Linked DNA regions of Homo sapiens: all the other regions are linked to region 3. The links are chromatin loops, found by intact Hi-C in ENCODE. Cell type or tissue: PC-9. All regions are shown on one strand.

Region 1 (4,000 bases), 1.7 Mb after region 3:
GGGGTTGGGGGATGGGGGAGGGATAGCATTAGGAGATATACCTAATGCTAAATGACGAGTTAATGGGTGCAGCACAACAACATGGCACATGTATACATATGTAACTAACCTGCACTTTGTGCACATGTACCCTAAAACTTAAAGTATAATAATAAAATTAAAAAAAAGAATATGTGTTAATATTGATGATTTTATACCAAGATTTCATAGTATAATACAAGTTCCTTTGATTTTCAAGCTCAGTTCTCCTTTTACTTCAGGGAACTTTTAAAATTACGTTTTTGTTCATAGTTTTTCTTAATTTGGGGGGATTTTCTACCTTGGGGACTCTGATAATCATTATTTGGCTACTCTGTTTTCTTTCTAACTTATTTAATCACTTCACCTCTTTCTTCTTAATTTATTCTCAATATTCATGGCTTTCCTGCAAATTAGGGATTCAGTTTTGAGCAATATTCTATCTATCTATAATCTATTCTATCTATCTATGTATAATCTATTCTATCTATCTATAATCTATTCTATCATACATCAAATGTGTTTGTCAGATCTATAATTAGGCCATTCTATAATATTATTACATCATTGAGTTATTACATTAAGATGAGTTTTATAACTTTTTTTTTAAGACAGGGACTTGCTCTGTCACCCAGTCTAGAGTGCGGTGGTGATCACGGCTCACTGCAACCTTGACCTCCTGGGCTCAAGTGATCCTCTAGCCTCAGCCTCCCAAGTAGCTGGGACTACAGGCACACACCACCACACCGGACTAATTTTTGTATTTTTTGTAGCGATGGGGTTTTGCCATGTTGTGCAGGCTGGTCTTGAACTCCTGGGCTCAAGCCATCCTCCCGCCTTGGCCTCACAAAGTGCTAGGATTACAGGCGTGAGCCACTGTGCCCAACCAAGCTTTATAAGTTCTAAGCAGAAATAACCTACTCATATGTGTTTTACTTTTCTTTGGGTAATGCTCACTTGCACTCTGGGATCTCTGTCTTTTTCTTTTCTTCATTTTTCTGTAGGAAGTTTGGGCCGGGCGCGGTGGCTCATGCTTGTTATCCCAGCACTTTGGAAGGTCAAGACGGGCAGATCACGAGGTCAGGAAATCGAGACCATCCTGGCTAACATGGTGAAACCCCGTCTCTACTAAAAATACAAAAAATTAGCCAGGCATGGTGGCGGGCACCTGTAGTCCCAGCTACTCGGAGAGGCTGAAGCAGGAGAATGGCGTGAACCCAGGAGGCGGAGCTTGCAGTGAGCCACTGCTGCACTCCGGCCTGGGCAACAGAGCGAGACTTCGTCTCAAACAAAAAAAAAAAAAAGAAGAAAGTTTGTTTAGTTGCTAGGCTACGTATTTTCTTCTTCAATGCTTAATATTGGCAGCTTTATCCAGGATTTCTGTTTTCCCCTACAAAATGTGGTGAATTTTTCTTGTCACTACTCAGGCTTACATGATATCTGGTTGGCACTCTCTCTGAACTACAGTTTGAGAACTGGGGTTTTGCTATTACATGTACTTTTTAGATTTTTTAGGTTGAGCAGTTTACAACAAAAAGCTCTATTTGTTTGAGTGCAGTCATTTTCGGATAGTCAGGTCTCTGCTCTGTCTGCTGAGATTGTGTTAAGTGTCTTTTAGTAGAATTGATTTCACTGAGTTCAGGTGTATATTATTCCTACGGAAGATTCCATTTATGGTTTTGACTATTCACCTGGAACACAGTGACCCCTGGTGGTTTCTCCTGCCTTGGCTGAGAACCTGAGACCTGCTGTTGGCAGAGAGAACTGTCTTTTTAAGGGGCTTTTCAGAAATTTTCTCCAGGCTACTTAATTGCCTTATTAATCTGCATTTCTCTAAATTGAGAAATAATAAGAATTCTCAGAATGTTTTCAATTCATCCTCTTTCCACTTTATGGCATTGGAGAGGTACAGAAGGAAATGAAGACTAAACTGCAACATACCAGAATCAGTTACTTTTCAAAATGTATATTATGTGGTTGAATATCTTTCCATGTTTGGATGCTGCCAGAGAGTTCATTGCTTGGTTATATCAGAGAATAGTGGTTGTCTACACTCATTATATCTTCTTTCTTTCTTCCGTAGAATATTTGTCCTATCGCTGTATACATGGCTGCTCAGAATAAAAATTCCATTTGCCAGTGTCTGTTGTAAGCAGGTGTGTTCATGTCACTAAGTTTGGCCATTAAAACACGGGCAGAAATATTTTCCGGCATTTGCTACTAAATATCCCTAAAAGATAGCAGGCATGTTCCATTTGCTCTTTTCTCCTCTTCATTCTGCTGCTGGCTTAATATAAAAAGGTAATGGATAGAACTCCAACCACCGTCTTGGAAAATGAGAACAAGAATTTTACTACAGGAATAAAGGAGTCAAAATCTGGGATAAGCCTAGGTCACTGACAGCTACATGATGCCACCAGGATTCCTTTATTTGGAAGAAAAAAAGCAGCACATTCTTAAACTTACTACTCTTTGGGGATTTTTATCACATGGAGTTAAACTTGACCCAAATGGATACTCTAGTTTTAATAATTTCTGCTCATTGTGCTAAGTATTGGATAAGGTAAGATTCTATGATTCAAACTTTTCCCTACATTATATCCAGTGCCTATGTTTAGCTAATACTTTAGCGGTGACTGGTCATTTAAAAAGTATTTTCATATATAGAGATGTAGATGTAAATTACACATATGTAAATATAATTTTGGTACATTTTCAAGAGATTTGTCATAAAGTTGGTCATAATATTCCTTTATTATGCTCCAGTCTCTTCTATATCTGTACATCTATCTCTTTTTTCATCCTTACTATTTCAGTGGCACCTAGTCTCTTTTTCTTTTCAGCAATATCACAAAATTTGTCTATTTTTATGTTTTTCAAAGAAACAGCTTTTGGTTTTTTACAAAGTACTTTAGCTCTCTTATTTTATTAATTTTAGTTCTTGTCTTATCCCTTTCTTCTATTTCCTCTGCATTTATTTAGCTGTTCACCTTTAATTTCTTAATTTAGATGCTTAGCACATTGATTTTCAGCTCTTTCCTTTCTAATTTTACTACTTATGTTCAGAATTTTTCTCTAAGGTATTAACTTTGCTGTCTCCCACATATTTTGATATGTTCTATATTCTTTATTATTTAGTTATAATTGCTTTAAATTTTATTATAATTTATTCTTTTACCTATGAGCAGTTTAAAAATGTGTTTTAATGCCCAATTTCCAAACTAATCACTGTGTTCAGAAAACACCCCATAGTCTAGTGTTATATAATAATGCTTTCTAAAAATACATTGATGCTTGATTGTGGCCAAGTTAATGGTCATGTTTTAAAAAATGTCCTGTGTGTGTGTTTGAGAGGATTGTTTCTTCTATAATTATTAGAGAGCAAGTTCTATAAAGGTAAGGGTTTCCATGTGACCAGTTGCCCTACATTAATCCCCAGTTTATGGTTACTGTCCCAACATAATAAATTGTGGCACTCCTCTTGCTCACAAAAGTATGCCATAAATTATTTTACCTTAAGCATTACATTATTACTAAGTCAAATATTAACTCATGCTTGTTAATTACATAACTCAAGTGTTCTCTATCCTAACTCATGTTTTGGTCATTTGATCTCTTGATTAATGAGAAAAACCTGCTGAACTATCCCACAGTGATGGTACATTCATAAATTCCTTTCTGCAGTTTCATTAATTTAATTTATGCTAAAAGTATTTTATTAGGTATATATATGTTTACAATTGTTATAGTTTCTAAGTGAATTGAATCTTTTTTTTCCAGTGACTTATTTATTTATATATTTTTACTAATTCTTTGTCTTTGTTAGCTTTTTTAACTTAACCAAACAAACAAAATCTAAGTCACATAGCTTTCTTTGGGTTTGTATTTTCCGGGTCAACATTTTTGTTTTCTCTTTTACTTTTTAAACTTTTTCCTTTATGGCTTACATGAGGAAGCCAAGGCAAATCTGAAAGGGGCACTT
Region 2 (4,000 bases), 1.2 Mb after region 3:
CTTTCACTTCAACATGAATTCTAGATGATTACATTTGAATATATGTGTGTATATATATATTTTTCAGCTGCTAATAACTTCTACAATAAATATGAATTTGAATTTAGAAAAGACATTGGGAATTATAGAAAATGTACTGTGACATTTACCTTAAACCATCATGACAAAACTCACTTCCCACAAGTCACTAAGATAACCATATCATAATTGAAAAATTAAATATAACCTAAACATTTAAATGTGAAAATATACCTGCCCCATAATAAACAAATCAGAAAGCATATAAATATGTATTGTGGAGGGAAAATCCAAGTCCTGTTTTCTTACATTTATGATATACTCAATTATAAAATGTTGTTTATCTTTGTCTTTCCTAACCTACTATTTTCATGAAAAGGAGATTTCAGATTACAATATTTTAAAGGCAACAACATGTAGGAAATTGTACTATGAACCAAAGACAACCACAAAAATTGAAATGTACTTAAGAACTCAAAGCTATATATAGTATGTATAGGTGGACAAAAAGATCCATTCACCTCACAACTGTAAATCTCATCAATTAGAGGGCAGAAAGGAAACAGGCAAATGTAGAGGGTGGAAGGAGCCACTGACCTAGGTTGGAGTTCTAGGCTTCCCAGTGCTTTCTGAACGTGATTCTCTAGGATCCTCAGTTCATCTCTTTCATCTCTAAAGGTTTATAAATATAAGTGATTATGAGCTTGATTCTTCAGATTTTTTTTTTTTTTTTTGAGATGGAGTCTCACTGTCGCCCATGCTGGAGTTCAGTGGTGCCATCTCTGCTCACTGCAATCTCTGCCTCCAGGGTTGAAGCAATTCTCCTGCCTCAGCCTCCGAGTAACTGGGATTACAGGGGCCCGCCCCCATGCCCGGCTAATTTTTGTATTTTTAGTAGAGACGGGTTTCACCATGTTGGTCAGGCTGGTCTTGAACTCCTGACCTCAGGTGATTCGCCAGCCTTGGCCTCCCAAAGTGCTGAAATTACAGGCATGAGCCACTGCGCCTGGCCCAGAAAACATTTAGCATATGTATACTGTCTTGTTTGAGGAAACAGTATCATGTTATGTGAAAGAGATTTTTTTTAAAACTCCATTAAAAATGTGTAAAAAAGAAGTTAGCATTAGTGATTAAAGTGCATTAGTTCCAATTATTCAAAAACTTTTACGTATGTATAATAATTTTTTAAAACAGTGAGCAATTTAGAAGCCGCCACTGCATTTCAACCAGAATTTAAAAGAGATTTTATTACTTTAAGTGTAAAAGTATATATTACTAATGCCTACTCAAGTACTTAATATAAAATATAACATGTTTTATTTTTAAAAATTAGGCTATTGTATCTAGTTAGATATGTACTCTATCAATCCCAATTCCCTCAGGAATTTGAACAAAATAGCATTAGACTGAAAATGCTAACCAAGAATGCCTCTGCAGCAATAGAACGTATAAGGTGACAATAAATTTTCTAGAAAGCTGTGCAGGTTATAAAAGAACAGTTTCATTGATTGATTCATCTGAATTTAGGTATGTTAGGTATGCAATTTTCATGATAAAATGTTAGTGTGCAATTCAGGAACAGAAGTGGTTGCCAATTTGAAATACGTTTCTTATTGAAAAATCTACTGAACAGATGTTTGATCACCAATAAATCCTGCCATTTATATCATGTTTTTATTTTGTTTTGTTTGTGTTTATCTGAGGCAGGAGTAATAAGCCAATTGGCAGAATAAGACACTTGGGTTCTGCCCTTGGCTTTACCTTTAATTGTCTTGATGGCTCCATGCAATTGAGTGGGTTGCATTAGAGGTTTTGACTTATGACTGTTAGACACTCCCAGTCTCTGAAATAGTACTTGTTTATGAAGAATATGTTGGAAAACATGGCTAGCAGAATTATCTAGGGTGATTTCTTTCTACCAATGAATGTTCCTGATTTTCTTCCTGTCTGAATTTGCCCTTTCCCAACATAGCCATTTCTCCAATCACTTCTGCTTCTCAATTATCTAGGACAACTTCACACTTAGACTGTGATTTCTTCTCTGGGTCTTCCCACCCAATCAAACTTCAGTAATTCTCTTTGGCTCCAGTTTCCTTATAATTCACATCTCTAATTCTTTTGTCTCCTATGTATTATATTTTTTCTTTGCTTTTATTCTTAAGTACTTTTAATCCAAGTACTTAAGGGTTTGACAGATTCAGCATCGTGTTAAGGTGACACAATACTTCTACTACTACTATAGTGTATCAAATAAATGCCCTTGTAGGAAGAAATCAGTCAATTTACTTTATATTGTTTTATTCAGGTAGTTACCACTTTCAACCAATAGGTGGAGAGACCTTTACAGAGTGATTTGAAGTGTACTGAGAGCGCCACCTCTCAAAAATTCTAAGCCATGTAATTCCTGTATGTCATTAAGGAATGCTCCTATATTCAAAGGGACATAACCTATATTCAAAGGGACCTCATAGAAGGGAGGTATGCTATTTTTTCAGTTATGAATTTATTGCAGTGAGCCCTTTGGAGTTTTCAAATGTGGGAAAGAGTTCAGAACTACAATTTACATGATAAGACAGAAAATAAGGGAACATTTGAAAAGTTACTAATCAGGGAATTGCTGAGGGAGGCCAACCCACCTACACAGGCACTGCAAGTCGGATTTTGTAAAGCCAGAGGACAGCATGAGAATAAAGGAAACAACAATAACAACAGATGGCAATTGAAAAGTGATACAGTTGAAATATGTGGGGGGGCTCTGTGTCTCATTTCAGAGTCTTTATAACTTAAACTTCATACCAATTTTTGTGAAAAATAATTATAGATCTACATTTTTTTCCCTTTCAAATTGGGTGGTAAACATTGCAGGGCACATTTTGATATACAAGAGTCAACTAGTAATTGATACTGTTTTGGTGGAGGAAGATGAGACTCCAAGCTGCTTTTGAAGAAAGGTTCTACCCTTTCTTGCCTTAATTTCTGTGCGCGAGTGGAAAGTTGTACATGCTTAGAAGAAGACTAAACTTTTAGATTTGCTTAATGTAGCTACAAGTCTGACAGACTCATTCTGGGTTTCAGGACATTTGAATCTCCCTTTTTTATAGTAATTCTGTATTTCTGCCTCCTATTTAAAAGAGCAAGTTGGAACTAGCTCCTATGTGGCTTCTGTCAAAGGTGCAGTGATACTGGGAGGAAATTCTTATGCTTATATAACTTATATGACTCATATATATCCTTGGATCAAAATACATCTTACAAAGTATAACTTAATATTTTAGTGCAACATGAAACTACTTAGAATGAAATCAGTTTTGAAATCCAGTTTATATCAGGCTAGATTATGCTGAGATAATTTTAAAAACCTCCCAATCTCAGACTTTAAACTACTCAGATTTTATTTCTTATTCATGCTTTATGCCCATTATGAGTCTCCAGTTTTCTGCATTATTCTAACCCTCATACACAGGCTAAGAAATGGGTACCATACTGAGCATGGTCATTGCACCACGACGGAAAGAAAAGAAAGCTCTAGAGGACCCACACAGGCAATTAAGTAACACAGAGCACTCACATTTAACAACCATTAACTAAAGTATTCACATGACTGGATGACCACAGTGAGCAAAGAAGTGCTGTCATCACTCATGTCTAGAATAAGAATTAAAAATATTCAGGGAGTAGAAATATAGCCACCACAAATCTAAATTGCTTAAAACATATATATATATATAAAATAGTAATTACATGGTCATTTAGGCCACATTTGCTATATGCATAATACTAAGAATATTTTTTACATGAATTAGAATCTACTATATACGATACACGTGAGGATTTTATTTTAAATATCAAGAAAACTTTCAGTTTTGTTTTCCATATCCAGAGATTTATTTCCTATCTAGTGTGGTTCAGTGTATAATTGATACGGTTTCCCTTTTTGCCATGGCTGCCAGGAAACAAGATACATTTGAAACTCAATCATAGC
Region 3 (4,000 bases):
CACCCTCTCCCCTGGTGCACAGATTGGAGCTCTTCCAACTCTCCTTGAATTAAAAAGGAGTGCCTGTACCCAGGGTTTCCTCCCAGAGATGTGCACCCCCAGGCTTGCATTTATAGCTCTTGCCCTTTCCACATGATAGTCACTACATTCCAGAAAAAAACAAATGTAGTTTATTATCAGGATAGAGCCAGGGCCCCAAACCCTAGTTAGAGGCACTAAGACATCCAGCGGGGGCAGTGGCAGGCTCTGTTTTTTTTTTTTTTGTTTTTTTGTCTCCCAGATGCCTACAAAATGTGCCACCCTAACATCAATACCACGAACACAAGCACCACTTCCTCCTCTTTCTCCTGAATCTGAAGTCTCTTCCAAGTTCCTCATCCAGTCATGACTAAGGCAGCAAATAATCAAGTTGCTTCAGCTACATAGTAGTGGCTGGAAGAGGGTTTAGCGTGGGTGCATCCTAGCTGTGGGTCTGATCGATGATACAACCTGGTATTAACCGCTGGGCTTCCAACTGGTCCTGTCCCCTTGAAGACTTGATTCTGACTGGGGATAGGGTGGGGTGGGTGGGGCCTTTTGCCAATTCCAACTCCTCATTGTTTGCTGACATAAGATGAGGGCTCCCAACCCCCACCACCTCTTGCCAGGCTGATCCTTGCTTGAGTCATAGCAGGGATGACTCAGAGATGATAGACTGAATCTAGAAACAGACCAGACCACATGTAAAAATAGATCTTTGACCCACTCTCTGTACCAGAGAAGGAAACCAACCCCCTTATGTACAATAAATAACCCAGGAAGTCAGCCTGCTCGAACTCAGACTTGTAGGAAGCCAGGCTGCTGTCTCTGGTGACAATCCAGGAAGCTGAACAATAACTTCTGTAACAATCAGCCAGAAATGGCCAGGACCTGATTAATAACGGACAGCTTCCCTAACTTTTGTCACCATTTTAAATTTAGGAACAACCAGAGAAAGCCAAATCTGTACCTACCCCTAACCAATCACACAGTGTGCCCTGCTTCCAGTTAGCCCACCTGCAGCTTCCCCAGGCCAACAGCCTCCCATCAGGGCACACCTCAAGACTTCCCTTTTTTTCCACTCTAAAGCTTTCCCAGTGCTTTGCCTGTGATGGGGTCTCTGACAAAATGCAAGTGATGGTGGCCAACTTCATTGCTATAGCAAGCTCAGAATAAATAGCCTTTGCTTTTTCTCATTTGGTTGGTCTTTGTCTATTTCCATGGAACCTATAACCTGCTTACTGTCAACCCACCCACCCTAGTTCCCTGCCTAGCAATGAAACTCCATACCTCAACTTCTCCTATATGGACAAGATTTCTTCCTCTGCTGGGAAGAAGATCGTGGCCAGGAGAGTGTCAGCAGAAGCACTTTCCTGGGAAGGAGCCCAGGCAGGGCTTGGCTGGACTTCTGGTGATCTCCTGAGTGAGGTGCATGGAATGCCTGTCTTCTTCTAAGAGCCAGTGACCAGGGAAGACTGTAACTGGGTTTTAGCTCCAGTTGCTATTTTATTTCCCAGTCCCACCTACCCCACGAGAGTTGGAGCCTAGCCACATTCTTCTCAGTGATGAAAGTGTTGCGTATGAACCCAAGCCCACTAGTATGGCCCTAACCCCCACTGGGTAAATGTCCTCTCTGCCAGCTGCCTGTCCCCACGGCCAAGTCCAACTGTCTGGATTCTCTTTGTCCCGCCCCTGCTCTGCCTGCAGGGAGCCTCTCAGCTCTTTCTTTCTTAACCCCTTCCCCAGCACACTATTGCTGCCAGCATCAGATGTGTGACTAGCCAGCACTGTTCTATAAGCCTCCCAACACCATGAAACTGGAATCATTCAGTCATCCTGCCAGGCTTAGATCCAGCAGAATTTTTGAACAGATTGAGAAGTGGCCACATGATGGCACTATAAATCTAGCAATGCCCTCAGAAAGTTGGCAAACTGCAAAGCTCCAGGGAATCAGGATCTGTATTTTTTTTTTTTTAATGAATGTCAGAAAAGTGAAAACTGGTAATGGTCAATAGCCCCCAGAAAATCTTGATCTTATTTTGCTCAGGATTCTTCCTGATCAATGGCCATTTGTTTTTGACACTTGCCAAACATTAGCTATCCCTCTTCAGCACGCATCCCACCGCCCAATGCTGTCTTCGCTTTGTACTCAACGCATGCACATTTCTGTTCTAAATAGTCTGCCGGTTGCTATGAACACAAAAATAGACACACAAAGATTTAAGAAAGATGGAAATGTCTTACCTAAGCATGAGTGAAATGATTTCTTCTTTTGTTTTGGTCCATCATTATGCTAAATAAACGGAAGCCTTTTCCCTCTTCACACGCAGAGCTGAGCCAATCACAGGCACAAATGAAAATTGCCTATCTCTAGAAACAAATCCCTTGGCCGTCCTGGTTGATTAGTCATTACACATTTACATAGCACAGAAAAGGTTGCCCAGGTAATCATACAAACATTTGATATTTTCCCATGCCTTCTCTTGGCTGATCCAAATTCTTTGGAATTGAGATTTTTTTGTGTACCCTTTTAAAAATGAGCACTGTGAGATTTACTCAGACCTCTGATTTTTTCATGTGAGTGAATCATAGCCTGGTATGCCCTGAGCTTTGCATGAAAGGCAGCACAGCACAGTGGAGAAAATACATCTTCAGGCTCAAGTGGTGATGGGTAGTGGCCGGGGGCAACCTGAATCCTGGCTCAACTCTTTCTTGCTTTCTTGGCCAGCTGCTCTCTACTTCTTTGACTTTCAATATGCTTATCTGTGAACTGGGATAAAGAGTACTGAACTTCTAAGTTTTTTTAGGGGACTAAATGAGATAATGTAATGTATGTAATAGGTGTTCAACCAAGGGTAGCTAGTATTCTTCTGAGTAGAGTGGATGACTCCAGTGTGTAACCTATGGCCAAGCAACTGAAAGGTGGAGAAAGTTCCTCATGCTCTTTTGGAAATCTCATGTGGTGATTAAGAGCATGGTTTTTTGCATCAAACTGTCTGCATCCATACCATAGTTCTACTATCTTTGTAGTAGATGCAATAGAAAAGCGTAAGCAAAGCTTTCTAAGTCTCACCGTCTTGGTTTGTAATGTCAGTAATCATAGCCCCTGCCTCATGATGCTGGTGTGAGCCTGAATGAGACAATGCATGTGTTAGGGGTTGGTTTGTGTCCCAGAAAACGTGTTGAAGTCCAAACACCCAGTACCTGTAGGGTGACCTTATTTAGAAATAGAGTCTTTGCAGATGATCAAGTTAACATGAAGTCATTAGAGTGAGCCCTAGTCGAGTGCAACTAATGTGCTTATAGAAACAGGAAATTTGGACACAGAGGTACCCACACAAGGAGAACACTGTGAAGATGAAGGCACAGATCAGGATGAGGCATCTGTAAGCTAACAAATGCCCAAAATTGCCAACAAACGATAAGATGCTAGGAGAGAGGTATGGAACAGGTTCTCCCCGACAGCCCTCAGAAGGAACCAGCACTACTGACACATTGATCTTGGACTTCTAGCCTCCAGAACCGTGAGACAATACATTTCTGTTGTTTAAGCTCCCAGTTGGTGGTGCTTTGTTATGGCAGCCCTAGCAAACTAATACAGCATGGATGTATGTGACCCAGGGCATGCCTCCTAGTAAGCAGCCAGTAAATGTTCGACACTATTGCTGTTGATGTGGCTAGTGAGATCTCCACTTTATCTTTTTTATTTATGTATTTATTTTTGAGATGGAGTCTTGCTCTGTCACCATGCTGAAGTACAGTGGCATGATCTTGGCTCACTGCAACCTCTGCCTCCCAGGTTCAAGCGATTCTCCTGCCTCAGCCTCCAGAGTAGCTGGGAATATAGGCGCACACCACCATGCCCAGCTAATTTTTGTATTTTTAGTAGAGACGGGGTTTCACCATTTGGCCAGGATGGTCTCAATCTCTTGACCTTGTGATACATCCACCTCAGGCTCCCAAAGTGCTGGGATTACAGGCG
Region 4 (4,000 bases), 480 kb after region 3:
TTACTTGATAACAGTCACTCCCCCTTTATTTTCTCGTGGGCAAAACAAACCCAAATGTATATTTTTTATGATGGTGTTTTAAACATTTCAAATTATTTATTGCAGGTCTGAAGGATTTTAAGTAAAGGTAGAACCCTCAGAGATCCCCATGATCCTAGAAGGACAAGAAGAATTTTTAGGGACAGAGGACACTACGTTATTTGCCACTAAAGGAGAATCACATGATTATTTTGCAAACTGAAAAGTCATATGCTCATATTTTTCCTCTGGAAGAGTCCAAGCGTGGGTATAAGGCTCCCATTAAGGTTAATCTTTCTTAAACAGAGCTGGAAGGGTCAGAACTGCTGTGGCAGATAGGCAGATTCTGGGTGTTATTCCTCCTGCCTGTGAATCAGCACATTCTATTATGTTTGAAGGAATCACATTTTGCTGCTCCTGCAGTCTTGCAGCATTTCCAATTAAAAGTGCCTGCTCTACTGAACAGGTTTTGTAAGTTTTCAAAAGACACTTTTGTGTTTATTTTCCTTAATTTGTGTTTTTAAGGTCTTTTTTTTTTATATTGCCTTTAGCAAAGTAGTAATATGGAATGCTTATGTATACTGCTGCCAAAGGGCTTATAGCAGGAGTACGTGGTTTCTTACACAAATAGATATGAAACATTTGTTGGAATCTAGGAAGTTTCACCTGGACCAAAGGCTTTTTGAGGGCAGTGTTTGGAGTGAAGGCATGTAGATTGGGGTGAACGTCGATCTAAGACAGATTTTAATAAGGAATTGGAAATATTGAAGTACAATTCAGGAGAGAGTAGGAGCTGAAGCTGGAAGGAGTGAAATAAAAGGAAGCAGTAACAGATAAAGGAGAATCTGAAATGAGCAGAGTGGAACTGAAAAGGCCAAATTGTGGGGAGACTTGGGCACCTATCAGTGAATTGAGACATCTGGGGCTGACGAGATCTGACTCAGTCACTGCACTTATTTTCCCAGATGTTGCAATGGAACACAGGGACATTAAGGCATTTTCCCCAGATCATATGATTGAAGGATGATGGACTTGGGATTCAAAAGCAGGAGATCTGAAACAATTTTACTTTCACTGTAAAAAATGCATTTGGGATATGTGTCCTGCGTTATACCGTCTCTATTTTGATATGAAATTCCTCCATGATCATACTCTCATTTGTGCCCCTTACTGCCAGCAAAAAAAAAACTTCATTAGCTATTTGTGTTTGATACGTCTCTTCATCTTGAAGAGATTGTGGGTATTTTCTGCCTTCTACCTTTCCTGTGCTGTGGGATGATGGCCCTCTGGTGATGATCTCACCTTATGACTCAAATTCCTGCAACTCCTTTCTAAGAGTAATTAGCCTGGGACCTTGTTCCTAAGCTCAAACCCCAGGCTTTCCCTATCTCTCTGTCTCATTGCTGCATCAGCCTACTTCTGACAAGTAGAATATATTACCAAAGGTAGCAGAGGGAGCAATAATTTGAATACCTTAAAGAGAAGGAAATAACCTTATATGCAGGCAGAGGGGACTAAATTAATATTGGGGACCAGCACTATTTCCCTGAGAGATGATTTTTATTTGTTTAACAGTGTTTATGCATAGGAGTGTTATTTATAATAGTTTCCCTTAGAATACCCCTGAGTTCTCTTTCACCTTCTTAATCTATTTGTTTGATTATGTTGGCTTGGCAGGAGAAAGTGTTTGAACACAGTAATGTTCAAATATTCTTATTTGAAAAACAAGCCAGCAGAACAAACTATACCCGACTTGTGTTACTACATTCATAAATCTCCTTATTTTGAAAGTCATAATATGTTTATTACCACTGCCCCTTGATCTCACCCACTCCAAGCTTTTGCGAGAATATAAAGGTTACTGTATGTTAGATACAAGAGAACGCAATACTGTACATTTGTTTCACCAATTTATTGCCATAATATGAATAATATTAAAAGGAAATTGCTGGTCAACAATGGTGAATAGATTGTTAGAAAAACTCTTCAGTAGATAACAATTATAAACACTGAACAAAATGAACACACCACACACGCGCGCGCACACACACACACACACACCTATTTAAAGGCATGGAGGGCAACCCTAAGCAGGCAGCAACTGAAGGTATTTCTGCCTTAAAAGAGGGCAAGTGCTTAGAGTGCAGTCCATATTTACAAGCATCTTTCTCCTGAGGACATCCCATTGAGTGTGGCCTGCAAAGAAGCCAGAACTCAAGGAGAAAGCTGCATTTTTCTCAGCTTGAAGTGTCAGTGGCAGAGTTTGGAAGTGCAAGAGAGACTGGTAATTAAAGAGGAAACTCCTGGAGTAAATGGAGCCCTCAAATCTGAATATAATTTCCCTAAAATACTTGGCTGAACCCTACAGAATGCTTTTAGAGGACTCCAAGCTCCAAGGAACTCAGCAGAAAACCACAGATAGAGAGCAAAAAGGATTTATGAGGGATTTTAGCAGCTAGATGTCACAGATGAGAAAAGGTTGATGTTTGAATCCCACCAAATTAGAGCACCTTGGTAAAGTAAACCAAGCCTCCGCAAGTTCAAAGTGATAAGCCAGTAATCCCACTGCCTGTTTGAATACAAGTCAATACTCTTTACAAGAAGAAAATAGAATTCAGTGTCTGAAATGTTTTATCTAAAATCTCCAATATATAATAGCAACGATAAGATATGCAAAGACATATATGATTCATTGTTGAGGGGAAAAAAAAGCAGTCCATAGAAACAGGCTCAATCATGACCAAGAATTTGGAATTAGAAGACAGGGACTTTGAAGTTGCTATTTTAAATACGATAAGGATCTAAAGAGAAGGTCATAATGGTTTAAGAGACAAGGAAATTCAAGTAGAAAAGCATAATTGACAAAACTAACCAAATAGAAAATTAAAAACACAAAACCCACAATATCTGAAATAAAAAATTTACTGGATGGGCTTAATTGCAGAGTGGAGAGAGATAAAGAAAGGGTCACCACACTTGGAGATAGATCAACGAAAATTATCAAATGTGAAAAACAGAGAGAAAAATTATTGAAAAACAATCCAAGGCTCTTCTAATCTGTGAGACAATATTAAACAGTCTCACATACTTGTAATTCAATTTCCGGAAAAAAAACAGAGGCTTTTCCCTAAAGGACACTCCCTTTTCTGGTTATCAATAAGGCAGAACCCAAACTGCTGTAGTCCAAGTTTGGCCAAAAACTTTAAAAATTTGTTGAAAAATATCAGTTTAGAAACAAGAATCTCAGCAATAATTTACATAGAATAAATACAAATAAAACTATATAGAGGCACATGTGGAATATTACTGAAAATAAATGAAAAAGAAAAACTCTTCAAAGCAATGAGAGATAAAAGACACATTGCCTATGGGTAAACAACTGTATGATTATGATTGGATTCTTATTAGAAACAATGGGGACTAGAAGCCAATGGAATGACATTTTTTAGAACCTTGATCAAATAGTATTTTTATTTTTAATTTTTTAATAATTTCAACTTTTATTTTAGATTTAGGGGGCACATGGGAAGGTTTGCTACATGGGTATATTGCGTAATGCTGAGGTTTGTGGTACAATTGATCTCATCACTCAAGTAATAAGCAGAGTACCTAAGAGTTAGTTTTTCAACACCCTCTACCCCCTCTAGTAGTCCCCAGTGTTTGTTGTTCCCATCTTTACGTCTACGTGTGCTCAGTGTTTAGCTTCCACTTATATATGAGAACATGCAGTATTTCATTATCTTTTCCTGCATTAATTCACTTAGGATAATGGCCTCCAGCTGCATCCACGTTGCTGCAAAGACATGACTTCATTCTTTTTTATGACTGCATAGTATTCCATGGTGCATATGTACCACATTTTCTTTATCCAATCCACCGTTGATGGGCACCTAGGTTGATTCCATGTATTTGCTATTGTAAATAGTGCTGTGATGAACATACAAGTGCATGTGTCTTTTTGACAGAATGATTTATTTTCCTT
Region 5 (4,000 bases), 580 kb after region 3:
TTTAAGCCATTTACATTCAATGTCAGTACTGAGATGTGAGGTACCATTCCATTTATCGTGCTATTTGTTACCTGTGTACCTCTTTTTGTTGTTGTTGTTGTTGTTTTTGCTAATTAACTTGTATTTTTGTTTTATAGGTCCTGTGTGATTTATGCTTTAAAGACGTTCTGTTTTGATGTGTTCCCAGGATTTGTTTCAAGATTTAGATAGAGCTCCTTTTAGCAGTTCTTGTCTTGGTGGCTTGGTAGTGGCAAATTCTCTTAGCCATTTGTTTTTCTGAAAAAGACTGTATCTTTCCTTCATACATAATGCTTAGTTTTACTGGACACAAAATTCTTGGCTGATAATTATTTTGTTTGAGGAGGCTAAAAATAGAGCCCCAATCATTTCTAGCTTATAGGGTTTCTGCTGAGAATTCTGCTGTTAATCTGATAGGCTTTCCTTTGTAGGTTACCTTGTGCTTTTGTCTCAGAGCTCTTCAGATTCTCTCCTTTGTTGTAACTTTAAATAACTTGATGACAATATGCCTAGACAACGATCTCTTTGTGATTCATTTCACAGGTGTTCTTTGTGCTTCTTGTATTTGGATGTGTAGGTCTCTAGCAAGGCCGGGGAACTTTTCCTCGATTATTCCCCCAAATATGTTTTCCAAAATTTTAGATTTCTCTTCATCCTCAGGAACACCGATTATTCTTAGGTTTGGTCATTTAACATAATCCCAGACTTCTTGGAGGCTTTGTTCAGATTTTCTTATTCTTTTTTCTTTGTCTGTGTTAGATTGGGTAAATTTGAAGGCCTAGTCTTCAAGCTCTGAATTTCTTTCTTCTACTTGTTCAGTTCTATTGCTGAGACTTTCCAGAGCATTTTGCATTTCTATAAGTCTGTCCAATGTTTCCTGAAGTTTTGATTGTTTTTTCTTTATGCTATTATTTACTTGAATATTTCTCCCTTTACTTCTTGTATCATTTTTTGAATTTCCTGGCATTGGACTTTGTTTTTCTCTGGTGCCTCCCCGATTATCTTAATTACTAACCTTCTGAATTCTTTTTCAGGTAAATCAGGGATTTCTTCTTGGTTTGGATCCATTGCTGGTGAGCTAGTGTGATTTTTTGGGGGTGTTTTGTCATATTACCAGAGTTGGCTTTCTGTGTGTGTGTGTGTGTTTTTTTTTTTTTTTCACATTTGGCTTGACTCTGTCAGAGGGAAGGTCTAGGGCTGAAGGCTGTTTTTCAGATTCTTTTGCTCCATGATGTGTTCCCTTGATGTAGTGCTCTCCCACTTTTCCTATGGATGTAGCTTCCTGGGAGCTGAGCTGCAGTGATTGTTATCTCTCTTCTGGGTTGGCCAGCCAGCAAGTCTGCCAGGCTCTGTGCTGGTACTGGGAGTTGTCTGCACAGAGTCCTGTGATGTGAACTGTCTATTGGTCTCTCAGCCATGGATACCAGCACCTGATCCAGTGAAGGTGGCAGTGGGGTGAAATGGACTCTGTAAGGGTTCTTAGCTTTGGTGGTTTAATGTTCTATTTTTGTGCTAGTTGACCTCCTGCTAGGAGGTAGCGCTTTCCAGAGAGCATCAGCTTTGCTAATATGGAGAGGAACTGGGGTTGAGCAGGGTCCTAGAACTCCCAAGAGTATATGCCCTTTGTGTTCAGCTTCCAGGGTGGGTAGGGAAGGGCCGTCAGGTGGGGGTGGGGCTAGGCGTGTCTGAGCTCAGGCTCTGCTTTGGTGGGTCTTGCTGTGGCTGCTGTCAGAGTTGGGGGTGAGTTTTCCAGGTCAACAGAGTTGTGTACCTAGGAGGATTATTGCTGCCTTTGCTGAGTCATGCAGGTTGTCAGGGGAGTAGGGGAAAGCTGGCAGTCACAGGCTTCACCCAGCTCCCACACAATCTGAAGAGCTGGTCTCACTCCCACTGTGCCACCTCCAACAGCACAGAGTCTGTTTCCAGGCAGCAGGCAAGCAGGGCTTGAGAACTTTCCCCAGGCTACCCGCCTCCCAGCTGTGAAAGAAAAGGACTTTAGTTCTTCCCCCACCTGTGGAATCTGCTGGCTGGATTCATGCCCTCCAGCAAGTTCTGGCCAGGAGGCTTCTCACCTGGTTCAAATTGTTACAAAGTTCAGCTGGAGACTTCCTTCTCCCTGTGGCATTTTCCCCATACCTCTGGACACCCTCCTGAAGGATCCCTGTGGTGCCAGGCATGAATGGCCTGCTTGGGGACCCAATGAGTTCCCAGGACCCTTCCTGCTGCTTCTTCTACCCTTGTATTTTGCTTGGCTGTCTAAATTGACTCAGCTCCAGGTAAGGTCAGAAACTTCTGCAAACCTTCCGTTTCCCCAGTAGGGGTGTGTGTTCAGGAGCAGAGGATCTCCCTTTTCTACTTCCACAGTTTGGGCACTCACAGTATCTGGGGTGTCTCCCAGGTCGTGCAGGATCACTCTGCTTCCTTCAGAGGGTCTGTGGGTCCTCTGGGGATTCATGGTTTGTTCTTGCAGTCATTCTGGAGCTAAAATTCACGATGCGAGCCTCCGCATGCCGCTCTGTCTGAGTAGGAGCTGCAATCTAGTCCTGCCTCTCATCCACCGTGATGATCTCCTTAATTGCTGCTGCTCACCTCCCGCTATGCAGCTCAGTTCCTAACAGGACACAGACTGGTACAGATCTGTGGCTTGGGGGTTGGGGACCCACAATTATGGAGGTTGAGAAGTTCCTAGGATCTGCAGACAGCAAGCTGGAGACCTGTGAGAGCCAGAGATGTAAATTCCAGTCTGAGTTCAAAGTCCTGAGAACCAGGAGAGTTGGTGGCAGTCTCAGAGAGTAGGAGAAAACTGATGTCCCAGCTTAACTGTCAGTCACAAAGAGAGCGTGAATTATTTCTTCCTCCATGTCTTTGTGCTATTTTGGGCCCCAGTGGCTTTAATATTTGGAGAAGTGAGCAGGATTTAGCTATATGAATTCTTTCTACTTTGCTAAATCAAACACATAATTGCACAAATTCAGATATAGTCTGTTTTTACTTCTAAAAAGTTTTTCAAAGCCAGGCTTAAGCCATGTATGAATAAGATAAACCTACGTCATTGAACAATCTTCTCAACCCTTTTGAAACGTACATTGTTACCCATGTGAATTAGAAGATTGCCTGGACAGCTGTAAATTTAGAAAATCATGTTTTAAAATGTTTTTAGAATTTATCTATGAATGTAATAAATGTTGGGCAAGTTTGAAACATTTAACCTCTATTAATACTTAAATAATTATCATCTCCAGGCTAATTTTTATCACTATATATCTATAACTGTATATACATCTATTTTTATATTAACAATTTTATAAGTGTGTGTGCAGTAGTCCTCTCTTATTCTCAGTTTTGCTTTCCTCACTTTCGTTTTCTGCAGTTTCAGTTACCTGTGGTCAACTGTAGCCTGAAAACATTAAGTGGAATGTTTTAGAAATAAACAGTTCTTAAGTTTTAAATTGGATGTCATTCTGAGTAGGGTGATGACATTTAGCAGTTCTCACCTGGGACATGAATCTTCCGTTTGTCTACAGAATACCATAGTCGCTTAGTAGCCATCTTGTTTATCAGACCAACTGTCTGGGTATCTAAGTGCTAAATTAAATTGCTTGACATAAGGTTTGCTGGAGGAGATCCAGAATTAGACATTAATTATTTTTAGAAATTAGGCTTTGTAACTATAAAATAGTTATATCATTCAAATATATGTACTGATTTTTTCAAAATGAGAGCATGCTATAGATGCACGTAATCTTTGCACATACATTAACATTGTCATATTTAATATACATCCAATACTTGTTCTAACTTATGAGAACTCAAACATTTTTCTTTTATAATTACTGCTTTTCATGTCATGTTTACATTTTTGCATCTATAATATAATGGTGTGTAATATAAAGTTGTATAATGTGTTACACTATGTAAATATTTATCTCTATATGCCTATAGCACTTACATGGCTTTACTTTTAAATTTAATTTGTGATTCT
Region 6 (4,000 bases), 300 kb after region 3:
TATGTGTTCAGAGTTACAAGTTAAGGAAACTGGGAGTGGCCAACTCAGAAATTCATTTCTTATCTATGAAGAACATATGAACCTCCACCTGTCCCATGGAACACGGGCTGTGCAGGGGGTTGAGGCCCTTTGTTTTGGGTTAAATGAAGGCTGTGAGGTGGAGGTTGCTGGAGGAGGATGCTATGCAAAAATGCTATATAAATTGCATGTTTTTTGCAAGTGGTAGCAGTTCTGTCATCCAACCCATTGCCACTGGGCCACTCTGTATCTAAGTCCCCTTAGTAAACCCTATGTCTTGTTTGCTCGCTCTGGGTCTCTTCTTGAGCCTCTTGAACCTGATACCATCCCTAATGAAGTTAATAGGGATCCAGCTTGACAGGTCCATAAAACCACCCCTGCATTAGTTCCCTCCTTTCCTTGCTTCTTGTTAATGTAGAGGAAGTGTCCCTCTTCTTGTCAAAGACCAGCCTCTACATGTGTTCTGGATCTGACTCCCTACTGTTTTCGCAAGGACTTTTCTGCATGTCTAACTCTCCCTCTCAGTGGGGATTCTTCTCTTAGCATTCCGCAGTGTTCCAGGCTGGCCCCTCTTAAAAGCTCTCCTGCAGCTGCATATACTTTTCAATTTCCGGGTAGCTTAGATCTGAAGTGGACCGCTGTCTGCAGTCTCTGTCTCTGCTTCCTTACCCCACATTCACTTTATCCCCACCTCATCAGCCCTCTCCTATTTGGCATCTACACCACTGTTCCACTGAAACTGCCTTTGTGAAGGTCTCCGATGAGCTTGATGCTGTCAAACCAATGGATGCTCTCCAGTCTTTAGTTAACTTGCTCACAGTATGGCTCCATCTTTTCTTTCAGAATCACATCTCCTTAGAGAGGCCTTACCTAATGACTCAGCCTGAAATATTCTCTCCCTTCCCCCCCTGTGGTGTTATTACATCACTCTGCTTCATTTTCTTCATAGCACTTATTATCTGAATTTATCTTGTGCTTATTTGTTCATTTGTTCACTGTATGTCTCATGCCTCCACCTAGAACAGTGCCTGGCACATCACAGATGCTCAATAAGGATCTCTGGAGTGACAGACAATGCTTTATTTAGAATCATCTCTCCCCTTCAACAACTCAGCTTTTGTTAACTGGATGGAGTTTGTCTGCCTGACTCTCTCTAACATCAGGATGAGTTCACTGCTGACAAGCTGCCTTGCCCGTCAATCAAGGAGATTTCCTGGTGGGCCCTCTCATTTTTGGACATATCTAAGCCCCATGTATGATCGGCCTCATTTTGGATCTGGGCTTTCCCTCCCTTTATTCCTTCTTTTATTCTGACTCACTCACATTATTCTGGCCACAGGTTTCTAGTCTTTTATTTTCTTTTTCAATATGAGCCTCAGTTATAAAACCTCCTTCTTTCTAAACACTAACTACAGGCTTCTCTGTTGATGGTAATGAACAGGCATCTCAGAACCAGTTTGGGAATGTAGCAGTCTTACATTTGCCCCATAGTCTGGAAAACTTCCTTGTTTTAGGGCCAGCTGGCTAAGCTCCAGATCTTGTCTCCAGTCTTCTGAAATCTTAAGTATCTGGGTCAAAGTTATTTGCAGACTTGACTTTGGTTATTTAGCCACAAAACTATTGTGGCCATCCTGCGCAGCATACTGACAGTGAAAATTAGGCGTGTTCCAATGATAAGTCCAACCTGTATGTTTTTCTAGGGTGTGTTTGACCAGCATGACAGGGAAAACCAGCAAAAGTACCAGAAAGAATATCCAATTAATAAATATCACCAACTGCCAGCCAGACAATGTTATTTTCCATTCTTCTATTGTTAAACAAACATGAAAACAAAACCCACAAAGTTATCATTGAGAAATTTTTAATGATAACTTCACTGTATGTTTTCTTTGAATTTGTTTCTTTTAACCATGATTTAATGTTAACACAAATATTCCTATATGCACAGAAGCGTAAACATTTTCTTGAGACCTGGACTCAGCATGGGTATATGCTAGAAATCTAATACTAAAAAAATGCCCAGAGCATGACCCAGTGCCATTGGTTGTTCAACTTCAGCCCTTATTCTGACTATGTCCAATAGCTGTATCTAGGGTGGTCATTTAATTTATCATCCAAACTGGGATACTATTAATAATTATGCTGGAATAGTATGAGTAGACATGGGCTGTTCTGAGAAAATGGAAACGTATGGTCATTCTTACCCTAACTTTGTATAATAAGTGTGGAACTCTCCAGCCTTCCCCAAGCAAACAAAGGCTCTGGCCTTTGCAGCTGTAACTCAGTACTGCCCTTGGTCCACAGGCTTGAAGGTGTACAGAGGCACAATTAGTCACTAACTAGAGCCTTCTTTAATTGCTATAAGTGCATTTTAGTTATCTTTTCACAAATTCATGATAACAGGGACCATATTAAGATTTACCACTGGGCTTGGTGGCTCACGCCTGTAATCCCAGCACTTTGGGAGGCTGAGGTGCACAGATCACCTGAGGTCAGGACTTTGAGACTAGCCTGGCCAACATGGTGAAATCCTGTCTCTACTAAAAATACAAAAATTAGCCAGGCCTGGTGGTGGGCACCTGTAATCCCAGCTACTCAGGAGGTTGAGGTAGGAGAATCACTTGAACCTGGGAGGTGGAGGTTGCAGTGAGCTGAGATTGCACCACCGCACTCCACCCTGGGCAACAAGTGCAAGACTCCATCTCAAAAAAAAAAAAAAGGTTTCCCACCCCACTTCCCACAAAATAAAGTAGGCCCTCAAAAATTCACTTTTAGAAAGAAGGAACTGAGAGGGAGGCTTGACGGAACAAGCTTCCATTTTCCTAACACAATGACTGTCTAATTCAACCCATAGGCTGTTATGGTAAGTTTGTGTGTGTTTGTGTGTTGGGCATGGTGGAGCGGGTGGGAAAACAGAGTAGAAAAGTACTGGGATTGGAATTAGAGCTAAATTTGCTTCTCTGCCCAAACTGTGAGGTACATATATACATATATATGTGTGCATGTGTGTGTGTGTGTGTGTGTGTGTGTTTGTGTACACACACACTTAATGGAAGAAACATATGAACCAATGAGTTTCTTAGAGAAAGTTTCTTAAATGACTGCCAAAAGCAAACAAATAATCAATTGGAAAATGCTTATATTCCAATAAATTTTTTAAAAAGTTCATGGTACCAGATTACTCTTCTTCTCTCCTTTGGGGTCATCAACTCCCACCTCCCTCTTGTTGGCAGCCTTGAGCTAAAGGCTAAACTATATTTGAGCATTTCCAGTGGTAGTAAAATTGTTATCTGCCTTTGAACAGCTGTCTTTTTGTTGTTTTATTTCATTTTAAAATAAAAATAAATATGCACATAAAAATTGTGCATATTTATGGGGTTCAGTGTGACGTTTCAATACATGTATACATTGTATAATCATCAAATCAAAGTATTTAGTGTACCCTCAAACATGGATCATTTCTTTGTGGTAAGAAAGCTCTGACTCTATGTCTTTCTTTAATTGAACTGAAATCTGTCATCCCAGGTGACCAACTGTTCTGGTTTGTCTGGAGCTGTCCTGTTTTAACACTGAAAATTCTGCATCCCAGGGCATCCGTCAGTCCTGGGCAAACCAGGACAGTTGGTCACTCTGCCTCTAATTGCCATCTGTTGGCCTTATTCTCCATCTTGGGCTATGCGAAGAATGCTATTTTTTCTTCCAAACAACATCCATTTTGACACATTTAAGGCACATTCCTCTAGCTCCAATCATTCTTACCTGACACAGCTTTAGATTGTTTACTTTCCACTATATATGCTCAGAGTGCACTATCCCCTGTTCCAGGAGGAGCTTTCTGTTCCAATCCACGTTTCCATAGAGAAGGGGAATTTCTCTTCCCTCTCCCTGGGGAGGGTGGGTGTGAACACTGGTTTCATCCTCCACATTCTCTTTCATCCCTCTGAGAGGAAGAGTTACAGTAAACCTGGTTTTTGAGAATCCC
Region 7 (4,000 bases), 830 kb after region 3:
CCATGATTTTTGAACAAAGCCAGTGTCCCAGCAATTCATTTTCTACCTTCCACGAAGATTAAACAATAGGAATTTCTGCCTTTGAATTATTAGAATTATTTGACTTATTTGTTTGTTATGCCAATTCTTCAGTATTTCTATAAACCCATTTATCAGTATATCGAAACCTCTTTCCCTTTTCTAACAACGGTAGGATTATTTTTAAGAATATTTGGGTCATATTTGGTTTCAAGAGAAAATATATTTGCTTTTCTCTCCAAACCAAGGGCTGCTATTGTCATCAACACAATGTAACATTGAAGCCATATCTCAGGTAAGACTCCTAAGAGAGAATTTAAAACCGGGGAAGGAGGGAAAAAAAGGAAAATGAAAGTGGTGTTTCATCATTTCCAAAGTTTCTTTGACCTTTGAGGGAAATGAATGGCACTGAAAGAAGTCGTAATAAACACTGGCTCCAGTGTTGTGACATTTCTATTACCTCATTGTTTGATAATTTCTTTCTACCCTGGTCAAATGATGTCTATAGTTTGCTTTTTCCATTTTTTACCTTATGATTTATTCAGTGTGATTGAAGACTCAGTCTGTTTACTGTAACTGTATTTTTATTATCCTTGTCTAAGGATGGCTTTATGATTATGAGTTCCCTCTGAGTCTGCTCTAAATTCTTTGTTGCTAGCATTCTACAGCATTACTTTAAGTCATAATGTCTTACAGTACACTGCTGAATATACTGTTGTACAAACAGTGCAGAAATTTATTTCTTTCTCTCCTCAGATTTTAATTCAGCAATCAACTGTCTTGGTGAGGAGTTTACTCAGTACAGGGCACAAAGGAGATAAGATCCCATAGTCAAATATGGCTGGTGAGAAACTTTCACGGAAACAGAAATATTACACATTCATAGCTTCTCTGCACAGTAAACTCCCAGAATTTTCATTTGTTTTGTAAATGTAAAGATAAACATGAAGGCTATCTTAAAATATATTGCACCATGGATACCATAATGGGATGTGAATATGGAGCTGTCAAGTTATGCTTATAAATAATGCTATTTCCTAGACAATTTTATTTTAGAGATTTGTACATATTTTTTCCTGAGTAAATATGTGGATCAGGCCAAGATATGTCAATATGTCAATAAAAGTGTTGCAGAAATGTCTTATGGATACGAATACATTATCTGATAAAAATTCATATGTAGCTGTTTGCTCATGGCTGAAGATATAGATAGGCCAAAGATCATTGAAGAGGAAACAAATCCTATGCATTTGGGTTCTTCAGCAGACTGTTCACATAGCTAATACACCAAAACAGCACAGAATAGTTTTTTTCTTAATCCACAATTGTGTTTATGATGAGCAAGAAGTATAATGGCCTTGCAGAGATAATTTTGACCTCAGCAGAACTGTGGTGTAAACCTATTTGTCATTTTGCTGGTACCGGGAAGAGTGTCCATTACCTCTCCCTGTCTTAAGTATATCTACAAAATTGGCATGTGCAGATAACTATTCCAAACAAGAATATCCTCATTCCTACACTTTGCTGGGAAGCTGCCTAGTACAGTCCTTAAGAACATATCCTCCGAGGTCATACAGCTTATTAGGATTTAAGTACTGGCTTTGCCAAATTTTCTGGCTATATGAGCTTAGGATTATTTTCAGAACAGAACAGGGATGATAATGGTACCTGCCTCACAAGTGTTGTAGTGATTCAAGAGATAAAATGTATTATGCATTTGGCACATATTGAAGGAGGAATGATGGTGCCTAGATTATGGTTGCTGTTGCCAGTGATGTTACATCTATAGTAGAGCAATACATTCCGGCTTCCCTTACACTATAGTATACATCCAGACCTGTTTTAAATACCATTGGCAGAATATTATCACTTTCTTTTTACATTTGGGAGTATTTGCTGTGCATATATCTAGTGTGGGCTCCCTCTGTTGGTTGGCCAAGAGACTGGTGGCCCTGTATTTATAAACCTTGAGGCCCATTTACCTTTCAGAATTGTTAGAATTAGGCATTAATGATTCACTGACTGAAAAGAAAAGAGAAAAAAGATTACTTTCTGAATCTTAGAAAAGGGCAATACCACTTAGTACGCATTATGTATCTAGGCATAGAGGAGGTGTTATTGTAAATAGTGAATATAACTGGATTTCCTACATCTAATTTGAAAATGGAATCTTTCAAACTATAATGTTGAATCAAAGCATTGTGCAGATTACTGAAATAAGCTATTAAAAATACCATAAAATGAAAACAACAAGTAATATGAAAAATTAAAATAATTGCTTATTTCATTTATATATTTTAAAAAGTGCAGAGCCTCCAAAGCAAGCAGAAAAGTCAGCCTCAGCAAGGACAAAATTAACTTCATAATAAGGTTTCATTTTTCACATCAGGCTGAAAGCTTCCAGATAAATCTAAGAAGAGTTTAAACTGTGATTTTATAACTATCAGAAGAAGTGGATAAAGTTACTTGAGAAAGTGTCTAGCTAGGATATTGGAGAGAAGCAGATTAATAATGTATGCTAACTGCTTTGTACTTAATTAGTGAGAAAACTGAAGTTTCAAGTTACTCTTATCTCATGAGAACATTGCTTTATCTAAACATAAGATGGTGTCAGTGCTTTACATTGTCAAAAATGTAGATACTTATCCACTTTTAGAAAAAAATTGTCTAGGTAATACAGGCACAGTGTATGAAATTTAAAATGTGCTAAAAAGTATCCAGTGCAATTCATATCTCTTCATAATTCCATCTACTCATTTCCTCCCAAAGGAAAACTGGTCTTAATTTTGCTCTATCTCGTTGAATACATTTTAGCTCTTCCTCTGGCATGATACCAGGCCATGGGTCCAAGACTTGTGGTTTCAGCTGTGCGATATTTGAAACTGGAATCAAGATTTTCTATCTCAACAACCAACATTGGGAAGTAGAGACCCTCCCCTGACATGACAGAGTTGTGTAAGACTTGCAGTTAACCAGAACAGATTGCCTTTTTACAGGGATATACTGTAGCCAATTGTCAGAGAAGCTTGGGTTTTCCAACTTCTTGGGAGGCCAACCTGCAAAGTATCAATCTTGAATCTTATCTCTCAGTCTTTGCTGTGAAATTAAATTTTAATATAATGCCTCTCATTCCATTTTCCATCTAGTGAGCTGCCAGTAACTATATCTTAAGCCTGAACTGAAATACCATGAACTGTACTTGATTTGTGATCAACTCAATATTAGGAATTATCCCTTCAAATATATTATTTTGGTAAATCATAGATTATGTCTATCAGATTATTTTCCATATATACTACCTACATCTACTTACACTTTATTAATTACACTGATCTGTCTATATACACTCCCTTGGTGATCTCATCCAGTTTCATGACTTTAAATTCCATCTAATATTATGCTTGATTAATCCATTTCAAAATGAGAATTACCTCTCTGATTCTGAAACTTGACTTATCCAGCTGGATTTTATCAGTGGAGGAGAGCTTTGTTGGCACTCCAAAGTAAACTCTAGAGGTCGCTATTTTTGCAAGTACATCAAGGACTAACTGTCTCTTTTTGAAGAAAATAATTTTTTCTGCTGGTATCATATTTGGGGTTAATGAATTCTTTCCACTTAATTATTTCAATAGATGTCATTATATTTATTTTTAAATCATCTCATTGATTTACAAACCATTCCTTTGTATTATGTTGACCTTAGATATAACATTCACGCATTCATGGATTCTGTGGCATCTACCCCAATGTTTGTTTTCTAAATGTAAGGATTCAGATCTTTCCATTTTCTTCTTATAAGATATACTGACTATTTTCCAGTCTCGTTCATCATATAGATGTCTTTATTAATCTTTATATAAGTTTTTTTTTTCATTTTGGAATGTAGTAGAGTTTCTTTGCCAGGCATAGGCTTTTGTTGTAATGATAAAAAAAAATAAAATATGTTTCCCTTCAGTTTGTATGATTGTTTTAATAATATCTA

The links. A loop is a pair of places that touch in the nucleus more often than their neighbours do. Peaks named below come from ENCODE experiments on the same cell type or tissue, not always from the same donor. Only the 100,000 strongest peaks of a DNase experiment are listed, where the experiment ranks them.
Region 1: it touches region 3 in a loop (8-fold over the local background); 7 of 110 quality-filtered maps call a loop at or near these places.
Region 2: a loop joins it to region 3, with 2.9 times the contacts of the local background. A loop is called at or near these places in 6 of 110 quality-filtered maps.
Region 4: it touches region 3 in a loop (5-fold over the local background); 7 of 110 quality-filtered maps call a loop at or near these places.
Region 5: it touches region 3 in a loop (8-fold over the local background); 11 of 110 quality-filtered maps call a loop at or near these places.
Region 6: a loop joins it to region 3, with 15 times the contacts of the local background. A loop is called at or near these places in 3 of 110 quality-filtered maps.
Region 7: a loop joins it to region 3, with 13 times the contacts of the local background. A loop is called at or near these places in 20 of 110 quality-filtered maps.

The regions. Positions count from the first base shown.
Region 1 is chr6:120,824,718-120,828,717 of GRCh38, forward strand. No RefSeq gene overlaps it. Among named protein-coding and RNA genes, the nearest start is that of TBC1D32, 510 kb to the right of the region's middle. In PC-9, a CTCF peak has its summit at 1,738 (motif pointing left); no DNase peak of the experiment used is centred here.
Region 2 is chr6:120,376,419-120,380,418 of GRCh38, forward strand. No RefSeq gene overlaps it. Among named protein-coding and RNA genes, the nearest start is that of MIR3144, 360 kb to the left of the region's middle. In PC-9, CTCF peaks have their summits at 2,367 and 2,570; a DNase peak (open chromatin) is centred at 2,383.
Region 3 is chr6:119,146,816-119,150,815 of GRCh38, forward strand. It overlaps a transcript of FAM184A not described here. Among named protein-coding and RNA genes, the nearest start is that of FAM184A, 70 kb to the left of the region's middle. RefSeq lists an enhancer at 630-699. In PC-9, a CTCF peak has its summit at 1,889 (motif pointing right); DNase peaks (open chromatin) are centred at 396, 716 and 1,906; H3K27ac peaks cover 1,590 bases.
Region 4 is chr6:119,627,162-119,631,161 of GRCh38, forward strand. The region is part of intron 2 of LOC105377975 (a long non-coding RNA gene); the gene reads left to right. Among named protein-coding and RNA genes, the nearest start is that of MAN1A1, 280 kb to the left of the region's middle. In PC-9, a CTCF peak has its summit at 1,571; DNase peaks (open chromatin) are centred at 580 and 1,360; H3K27ac peaks cover 1,634 bases.
Region 5 is chr6:119,725,758-119,729,757 of GRCh38, forward strand. All of the region lies in intron 2 of LOC105377975 (a long non-coding RNA gene), which reads left to right. Among named protein-coding and RNA genes, the nearest start is that of MIR3144, 290 kb to the right of the region's middle. RefSeq lists an enhancer at 1,378-2,212. In PC-9, CTCF peaks have their summits at 2,403 and 2,605; a DNase peak (open chromatin) is centred at 2,054; H3K4me3 peaks cover 2,811 bases; H3K27ac peaks cover 3,783 bases.
Region 6 is chr6:119,445,309-119,449,308 of GRCh38, forward strand. No RefSeq gene overlaps it. Among named protein-coding and RNA genes, the nearest start is that of MAN1A1, 98 kb to the left of the region's middle. In PC-9, no CTCF peak of the experiment used is centred here; DNase peaks (open chromatin) are centred at 933 and 1,553; H3K4me3 peaks cover 1,732 bases; H3K27ac peaks cover 2,662 bases.
Region 7 is chr6:119,976,542-119,980,541 of GRCh38, forward strand. No RefSeq gene overlaps it. Among named protein-coding and RNA genes, the nearest start is that of MIR3144, 37 kb to the right of the region's middle. In PC-9, CTCF peaks have their summits at 1,933 (motif pointing left), 2,134 and 3,565 (motif pointing right); no DNase peak of the experiment used is centred here.